Regions from separate parts of the Homo sapiens genome. Here region 1 is linked to region 2. The links are chromatin contacts, found by Hi-C or POLR2A ChIA-PET in ENCODE. All regions are on one chromosome and are shown on one strand. Each heading gives the region's core, a stretch centred on a gene start or an enhancer-like site at or near the end of the contact. The rest is flanking DNA. Distances are from core to core; before and after follow the strand shown.

Evidence for each region. Hi-C counts contacts between places; a loop is a spot of excess contacts on that map. ChIA-PET counts read pairs that join two places held with the same protein, here RNA polymerase II (POLR2A). Pooled maps may share reads with other maps.
Region 1: a pooled map shows a loop between it and region 2 (5-fold over the local background). The contact joins the promoter of RIC3 here to the promoter of EIF3F in region 2. A Hi-C loop is called at or near these places in 7 of 50 pooled maps. POLR2A ChIA-PET finds 5 or more read pairs at or near these places in 4 of 52 experiments (WTC11, activated CD8-positive, alpha-beta memory T cell, activated T-cell and 1 more).

The regions. Positions count from the first base shown.
Region 1 is chr11:8,165,695-8,170,469 of GRCh38, reverse strand. RIC3 (RIC3 acetylcholine receptor chaperone) reads left to right here and starts at 1,445. Exons shown (of 6, transcript NM_001206671.4): 1 at 1,445-1,604. The coding sequence starts at 1,481. It overlaps RIC3-DT (RIC3 divergent transcript), which reads right to left and starts at 1,400. Exons shown (of 5, transcript NR_187234.1): 1 at 1,281-1,400; 2 at 482-585.
Region 2 is chr11:7,986,029-7,990,388 of GRCh38, reverse strand. It overlaps EIF3F (eukaryotic translation initiation factor 3 subunit F), which reads right to left and starts at 3,052. Exons shown (of 8, transcript NM_003754.3): 1 at 2,673-3,052. The coding sequence starts at 3,036. RefSeq lists enhancers at 2,758-2,807, 2,276-2,814, 2,815-3,354, 3,238-3,417.

The DNA.
Region 1 (4,775 bases), core at 196-2,695, 180 kb before region 2:
TTACTTATTTTTACTTTTTAAATGTGGCTACTGGAAAAATTTAAATTACATATGTGGCTGGTATTATGTGTCTATTGGACAGTGTTGTGTGCGTCTTACAAAATTGACATTTCTCATCTGCTGTCATGTTTTCTATCATTGCATTTAGTCTTGTAGTTTATATACTTTATTTCTTTATTTTCCTTTTTGGGCACTGTCCCAGGAAAGCAAAGATAAATGCATATGTTACATCTGTCATGTTTAACTGGAAGTTCTACCTAAGCTTTTCACAATGTAGCTCCTGCTTATATTTGTGCACTTCGTGTCCTGTCACTACTCTATGGCCCTGCCAAAATGAATTACCAATAGCTTTCTGAACACACCAGGAAGCTTCCAGATTTGCCTTTATTTTTTTGGCCTCCTTTTTCCGGAATACCTTTCTAACCCCTCCCACCTGTCTGCCTATAAGTTACTCATTTTTCAACAGCTAACTCAATTTCACCTTCTCAAAGGGGCTTTTCTTGACTTTTCCTCGTACCAGTTGAGAAGACTGCTCGGGGATCCAGAATATTTCCTGCATTTTTTTTGTTTGGATAATTATCTGTCCTACAAAGGGAATCCATTTTATTCATCAGACCCTGTAGTGCCAAGTTGAGGGTCTAATACATAGTAAAAACTAAAATAATGTTAAATGAACGAATGAAGAGAGTAACAAAGAACGGTGGGATTGTAGAGAAAGGAGAGGCTGACTGAAAACGTTTCGAGAGAGCAGTGTTTTTAAGCTGTTCTTCAGAGAAGTTTTTGACAACTGGAGATGGTGTCAGGAATTTTCCAGGCAGTGGGAACAGGACAAGCAAAGCTTCCCTGAAGACAAGCAATATGCTAAAGAAATAGCAAATCATCCAGTTTGGAAGGAGCATTGGTAAGACCAGATCATGCAGGGCGTTGAGGTTATAGAAAGGAGTTTAACTATTGTTCTGAAGATAATGGAGAGTTAAAAGGTTTAAGCTGGAGAGAAAGAGAATTAGTCTTGTGTTTTAGCATTATCACCTGTGGCTGCAGACGGATAATGAATGCGAGGGGCATGAGTGGAAGCTGGAAGACAGCGAGATCATGGAGATGAGGAGAAACTGGATGTTGTGATCTACGGGTGGGTGGGGGGCAGTGGTGGTAAGTGGGGATAGAGATCCGGGCACGACCGCCGGATGTGTAGGCGGTAGAATGCACAGGACTCAGTAAAAGATGAACATGGGGAGTGAGGGAGGAGTTTTTAGTTAGTATGAACGGGAAGGCGAGGGTACCATTTACAGCGACGGGTAACCACGCGGGAGGAGCAGGTCAACTCCCGACAGTGGAGGTGAAGATGCGTGCGCCTCGCGCACCTTGTCCCTCGCGCGACGCCGTCCGCGCCGCCCGCGGTTCGGTCGGGAGCGGCAGCCCGTGCTCCGGTTCCGGTTCCGGTTCCGGCTGGCGTCTGCACCTGCGACCACCGTGAGCAGTCATGGCGTACTCCACAGTGCAGAGAGTCGCTCTGGCTTCTGGGCTTGTCCTGGCTCTGTCGCTGCTGCTGCCCAAGGCCTTCCTGTCCCGCGGGAAGCGGCAGGAGCCGCCGCCGACACCTGAAGGTAAGAGCAGGCCAGCTCCCTCTGAGCTTCCCGGCGCCGAAGAGTACGGAGAACGCTGCTTGAGGGAGGGGTGACTCTGAGAGTCTGCAGCCTTCACCGAAATATCCACCAAACTGACTGGAGAGGGCGGGCGAGACGGCGTTGAAGGGCCAATGCCCACGGTTCCGTTGTTATCAGCGGGTGGCGGCCCAGATGGTTCTGCTGCTGGAAGGGTCAGGAACGTATGCATGCAGGTCTGTGCATCCTCTAGGTGGCCTTGCGTACTCCCGTTTAGGCGCAGTCCCTTCTCTCTTACCCCGCTGGCTTAACTCATCTCGTCACCATTTGTTCACGTGCTTTGAGTCAAGGGTTCCCAGTTGGGTTTCCCTCTTTAGGTTTTCCGTGTACTTTCTGACGCGCCGCTTGGTACGAAATCAAGGCAAATGGAATTGGTACAGCAAACCTTAAGTCGTTATGTTTTTTCAACTTGGTGCTGGGCGCTCACTGCTTCAGGCTCTTCTTGTGCCTTTAAAAATATATCTTGAAGATTTTAATAACCCCAGTTTCAGTTACTGAGGTGGTTATGAACAAATTATTACGTTCCCCTTATTGAAACAGTATTTATCTGTTAATTCTTCGTTGTTGGCATGATGTATGTGGTGTTTAAAAATTCATCCTCTTAGCTGCACTGGGGCCTTTTACAGAATGAGTGTAAAGGCACGGTGCTGAAGGCTGGGAGAAGGAACCAGAACAGTTTTCTATAGGTCATGAAGTTCTACTGGTAACTTTCTCCTGTAAATTATCCTTGTAATATCTTTGAGACATGATTTTACGGTGTCTGAACACTTCCAGTAATGTTTAAACTGTTGATTGCTGGACAGCTCCTTTTGAACTGTAATCCACTTCCGTCTGCTTTATGCACATTGACTGTAGTTCCATTCTCTTGAGCATCATACACACTATAAATGCAAAGCACCAAGCTTTAGGGGTGGAGGGCAGGTTGAACACATAATTCTGTTTACAGAATTTGCCTGATAATCTTTATGCTTGTAAGACTATCCACTTGGGACGGACTTCTAAAACATCTTTGCGTATTTGTTCTTTTTTTTTCCTTTCTGTCTTATTGCAATAATCCCAAAGATTTTTACCTGCTTTGTCTAATGATATTGTCTACTTTGAAGAAGAGTCAATTCATGATGATCCTGAACAGTGAAGATTCTTCGAAAACTTTTTTTTTTTTTTTTTTACTTTCCATTATGGTGAATTATCTTGAACAAGTACTATTGACTGTGAGTGGGAGACACTCTTCTGAACGTTGTAGAAAATGTAGAGTGGAGATTAGACATGGGTTGTTCCCTTGAGAACTCAAGTGTTGGTATTCAGTGTTCTCATGTTAGGATCTTTGTACCTTCAGTTCTCTTTATTCCTGAAGTGCTGTGCTTTTCCCTCAGTGCCCTTCTCATCATTCAAATTTCTGCTCAAATGAAACCTCCTCAGAGAGACTTCCCCTGATGACACTAACTAAAATAACTCTTTTCTCCCATCATTCTCTATTTTATCATGTTTTATATTCTTCATGATAGGCATCACTATATGATATGGAATATTCTTAAGTGTTTACTTGTTTGTTTTTTTGTCTTCACCTTCTAGAATGTAAGTTTGCAAGGGTAGGGACTTTGTCTTGTTTACCACTGTTTCTTCAGTACCTGGCATATAATGGGCAGTCAATAAATACTTTAAGATTATTAAGCTACCAATACTGTAAATTCTGTTTTTGACAAGGAGAAGCTACTGAAGTAGTATAACCTAGGAAAAAACTTACCTTGAATGGTACATTCCAGTAACTGAAACTTGCAGCAAAAAATCTTAACCATTTTGGGGTTACATACACCATTGAGAATCTTATAAAAGCTATGTATTTTCTTTCTTTCTCTCTCCTTCCTCCCTCTGTCCCTCCCTCCCTCCTTTCCTCTCTTCCTGGCCCCCTTTCCCTTTCTCTTTCCCTTTCCCTGGGTCTCACTCTGTCACCCAGGCTGGAGTGCAGAGTCATGATCACAGCTCACTGCAGCCTCTACTTCTAGGGCTCAACTGATCCTCCCACCTCAGCCTCCCAAGTAACTGGGACTACAGGCACATGCCACCATGCCTGGCTAATTAAAAAAAATTTTTTTTGTTTTTGGTTGAGATGGGGGTCTCATTGTATTGTCCAGGCTGGTGTCGAACTCGTGGGTTCAAGTGATCCTTCTGCCTCAGCCTTCCAAAGTGCTGGGATTACAGGCTTGAGCAACTGCACTCAGCCTAAAACTGTATGTTCTCTCTAGAAAAAGGTACATACTCTTATTGTACTCAGAATTTCAGTATCAATTCAGAGAATTCTCAGAACCCAGAAATCCCTGCTTTGAAGAAAGGAATAACCCTGAGTATTTGAAAATTCTTAAAAATACATGTTGTTATGTCTTCCATTTTTGCCCATTGATGTGCATGAAACAAGCACAGTTCCCTTTCCACATGAAAGCCTTTAAGATAGTCTTTTAACAAATATTTATGATGTACCATATCACATACTGTGCACATAGTGTATAGACACTATGTATTCCAAGAAAAAATGAGCGAACTCCATGCTTTGAGGCGGCCACAGTTTAGTAAAGGAAAGTAGACATGTCAACAGATAAATGCAAAACAGACATGTTAGCAGATAAATGCAAGAGTGTCAGTCACAGTTACTCAAGTCTGCGCAGGGAACAATGGAGACATGTATGCAATGGTCAGTGTTATTGGGACTTAAGAAGGGTTTCATAAACCAGGTGTGACAGCTCATGCCTGTAATCCCAGCATTTTGAAAGGCTGTGGTGGAAGGATTGCTTGAGCCTGGGAGTTCGAGACCAGCTTGGGCCACATAACAAGACCCCCATCTCTACAAAATAAGTTTGTTTTTTTTCAATTAGCTGGGCATGGTGGTGTGCACCTGTAGCCCCAGCTACTCTGTAGGCTGAGGTGGGAGGATCGTTTGAAGTTTGGAGGTCAAGGCTACAGTGAGGTGTGATTGTGTAACTGCACTGCAGCCTGGGCAACACAGTGAGACTCTGCCAAAAAAAAAAACAAAACAAAACAAAAAAAAAACCCCAAAAAACAGGTTTCATAGAACATAGAGGAGGGAAGTCTTTTTTTTTTTTGATAACAGCTTTCTTGAGA
Region 2 (4,360 bases), core at 1,803-4,302:
GCAGAATTAAGTAGTTGTGATAGAGACTGCACACAAAGCCTAAAATATTTACCGTCTGGACCTTTATAGAAAGTTTGCCAACCCCTGCTTTAGGTGATCTCATCCAATTTTATGGGTTCAATTACCTTCTATATTCCAATGACATAATTCCTAACCTGACATACTTGCCCACATCTCTTTTGCACTCCAGACCTTTAGTCAACCCCTACCTTCCCTTTCTTCTTTCACACTTAACCAAAGATGTAGAAGTCATCCCTGATATTTTCTTCTAATCCCTCACTTCTGATCACACCATGTCCTGTCAACTTTATTTCCTATCTCTCAACTCACTCATTCCAGAGTGATTTTTAATTCCTATTCAGTGTTAGCTGAAATGCTCAGGAGCTTCCCCAAAGAGCTTCAAATGAGGTTAGACTTTCATTTTGTCTTCTCAGGGATCCAGGTAATTCCCTTCACAGCACTTTACATTTGTAATTATTTAATACTTCTTAGGGCTCTGCCCTCTGCTAGCTTCATTTCCTGCTCTACCTCCTGTCACCTACATTCCTGTAATACTGAATGTTTCAGACAGTGGATTTACCAGGCTTTTTTATACTTCTTGTAGTTGCTTTAATGCCCAGCTCAAACGTCATCTTTTTTGTGAACTTTTCCCCAACCTTCTGAAATAGTTAAGTCTTCTGCATTTCCATGCCACCATGACACCCTTCTATTGGAACATTTATCATATTACATTCTAATTATTTGCATTTAAGAGTACACTTCTATCTTGAGTTTAAGGTTACAGGAGAGCTCACTTTATTACACTTTGAATTCTAAATACCTTAACAGTTTTATGGTACAAAAAAAGCACCAATGACTTCATTTAGACAAATGAAATGTTTTGTGTATATCTAAGGAAATAAGTTCATAGCAAGCAGAATCTATTCTTTATTCTTCTGTAAGTATTGCCTCTATAACACCTATAGCACTGTACCATGATTCCAGTCTGGAAGAGGATCTGAGGATGTAGATTAGATTATACCTGGTCTGACTGGATCACTGGAATATTTGGGGCGCTAAAGCATAAATCATGGGTAATGAATTAGTTTCTTTAAATAGCTTTAGCGAGCTTGGAAAATTAGAAAGTGCAGCCAAAAGAGTAAGTATTTGCTGAGTGTCAAGTCAGTGATGCAAAAATAATTTATTACAGAAGCTCAGAGCAGGGCACAGTTACAGAACACCATCATGCTGTGGAAGGTTAAGAATGGAGTGAGGGTCCGGGTATGGGATGGAGGACCGGCACTTAATGCTGTTGCTGGGAACGTGGAAGGTAGGTAGAGCTTAAACAAATGAAGGACAGCAGGAAAAGCACTTGTGGCAAAGAGAACGCAAAAGCTTGGTCTGAGAAAAGACAAGCAATGTTCAGAAGATATGAATTTAAGTTTCTGTAAAATGCTATACCGTCAAAGATAGATAAAGGAGAGAAAATGTGTGTCTGTATGCATTGGGGTGGTCCAGGCCTGATGTGAATGGCAACTAACAGCTGTACCTAATGTGTGCCAGCATAGTCAGAAGTTTTTAATTTAGCTCTCACAAAGACTAAGTCTAAAGTAGCTCCTGACAGAACAGATTTTAGGTAATCTGCCCCAAGTCACATGGCAAATGTTTTGTGAGGTCTGCTTACAAATCTTGTCTGCTTTGCAATATACCAACTGTCTTCTATGGTGTAAGAACTAGTAGATGTTCAAGAGTATGAAAGAGAAAGAATGCTTGTAAATAAAGTGGATTCACAAAGCTATTTAAAATCTGGCACTAAGATGGAATGGAAACGAATTTCATGGGACCAGCATAGTCTCCAGAAAGGAATTTATTATCAACAATCCCTCTTTAGTGCTTTTCCATTTTACAAACTACTTTAACATAAAATATCTATTCCCCAAATTTGGAACACAGGCAGAGAATGGGTCATTTTTCGACCTGAAGGTTAAGGGCAGAAATATAAACAGATAATACAACTGTTTGCGTCCAAATGCAAAATGGGGGAACAGGGTTTCTCACATTAGGTACTAATATTAGGGGACACTGAGGGACACAGATCAGGCTCAGACGTTTAGGACAGCAGAACACTATAAAATCCCAAGCGGGTTCCAACCAAACCGGTTTACTTGTTGGGAGGAATGTTTTTTTACAAACGTCCCCACTCCTTTGACAACTGGTTAGAAAACTTTGTCAATACCTGGAAAACGATGACATTTAGTCAGTGGATAAGGGAGAAATATGTGGTCACTGGTATAGGGAGTCAAGGGTTCCTGACTTCCCACTCGGCGTGTGAACTCATTTTTGGTAGATGCAGCCCATCATACTTGCCATAAACTGCTGTTTATGTAAAATGTAAACCACTGGCATAAATGTAAACCACTGGCATAAAATATTCAGTAAATGACACAACTACTCCTTGTGTATTTTATGTCGCTTAAAGTGACAGCAATCCGGCAGGAGAGAGAGGAGAGATGCAAGTGCTTGAGAAGATAAGTCACAGCAAAAGGTAGGATGCAGATATAGATTAAGAGGTCATTGGGGATGGGAGGAAAGGACGGTAGGACACCAGGAATTAAAGAATTAATGAGTTAGGGGAGTGAGATAAATGAGAAGTGGGAGGAAGAAAAGAATGTTAACTTTCTCTGACCACTCACCCAACAGGGTCCCGATAACTCGGGCAGCACCCTCGTTGCGTCTCTCGTAGCTGTCCACAATGGAGGCCAAAATGACTGGGTGCAGCCTGACCACGCGGCCGCCGGGGAAGGGCCCTGGAAGAGCAGGACCAGGCAGAGCGGGCGCTGGGGTCTGCGCTGGAGCTTGCGCTGAGGCCGGGGTCTGGCCAGGAGCCGCAGTTGCAGCCGCTGCTGCCGCAGGGTCTGAGGATGAGGCTGGAGCCGCAGCGGGAACCGGAGCCGCAGCCGGTGCTGGCGTTGGCGCTGGAACTGAGGCTGGGGCCGCCGCCGGGACTGGGGTTGGCGTGGCCGGAGGAGCACTTACTGGTACCGCCGGTGTGGCCATCTTGTCGAGAAAGAAGGAGGCGGAAGCGGAAATGACAGCATTCATGAATATCAGGAGCTTGATAGGCTGAATATACACCACGTGAGCTAGAGCTTTTTGCTGATTGGTTACTGGTGATACTTCTCGGAGCACTGAAATAGTCCCGCCGTTGGTAATTTCTTCTGGAATTTGTGCGCTCTGCTTTTGGCCCGAGGAGCACTCAGGAAACCCTGGGCTAAGTAGTTCCGGGTAAAACTTGGGACGGCGTTCGAAGAGAAACACTTTGTGCAGCTGCCGCCAGGTGGAACCAGAAAGCAGCGCGGAGGTCGAAATTCGTGTTTTAGACTTAAATGAGATAATGGATGTCAAAGTGCCTTTAAAAAGGATTTTAAGGCCAGGCGCGGTGGCTCACGCCTGTAATCTCAGCACTTCGGGAGACCGAGGCGGAAGGATCGTTTGAGCCCAGAAGCTCGAGGCTGCAATGGGCGAGAAGGAGAACTTAGCTGGATTTCTCCTGCTGCTTTGAGAAGAGACTGGAGGGTGAGGGGAGGTGAGGAGAGGGAGGCGAGAGAGGGAAAAGCAGGGAGACCTGCTGGGAGGCCACTAGGTAATCTAAGTGAGAGATGATGGTGGCTGGGACCAGGCTGGTAGCAGTAGAAGTTCTGAGAAGTGGGAAGATTATGGATATATTTTGAAGGTAGTTTCAATAGGGTTTCCTGAGAAATTGTATATGAGGTGTGAAAGAGAGGAGTCAAGGAGGACTGCAATTTTTTTTTTTTTTTTTTGTACTGAGCGATTAGTAGGATGAAGTCACCATCAATTGAGATAGCAAAAGCTGTAGGTAGAGCAGGTTTTGGGGAAAAGATCCTGATTTCATTTCTGAATGTGTCACCTTTGAGATGTCCATTACACATTCAAGTGGAGTTGTAATAAGGTGTATAAACTAGTCTGTACTTTAGGAGAGGATTATATGAGGTATTGCCTTGTAAAGCTCTTAGCACATGCCTGATATACAGTAGTTATTAAGTCATAGCTATTATCACTATGTGATGGAGGGAGCTCTGACCATAACCCACTGTGTAACTTGGGGCAATCTACAAGTTTTTTCTGAGCCTCAATTTCCTTCTTGGTATAATGGGGTGATAACATCTGCTTGTAAAGACAAAACAAAACACCAAAAAAACTGTCAACTCCCTTAATTAGGTCAAGTCCTAGTGTCCAGCTGGCAAGTGGATAGGTGAGGTTGAACTTCTTATCCCTGATTCTGTGCCCAAGAGTTGATTTCTCCTTGGAGAAATCTTCCATTATTAGAATTCACATGACGCTGCTCCCCTGTAAATGCTCT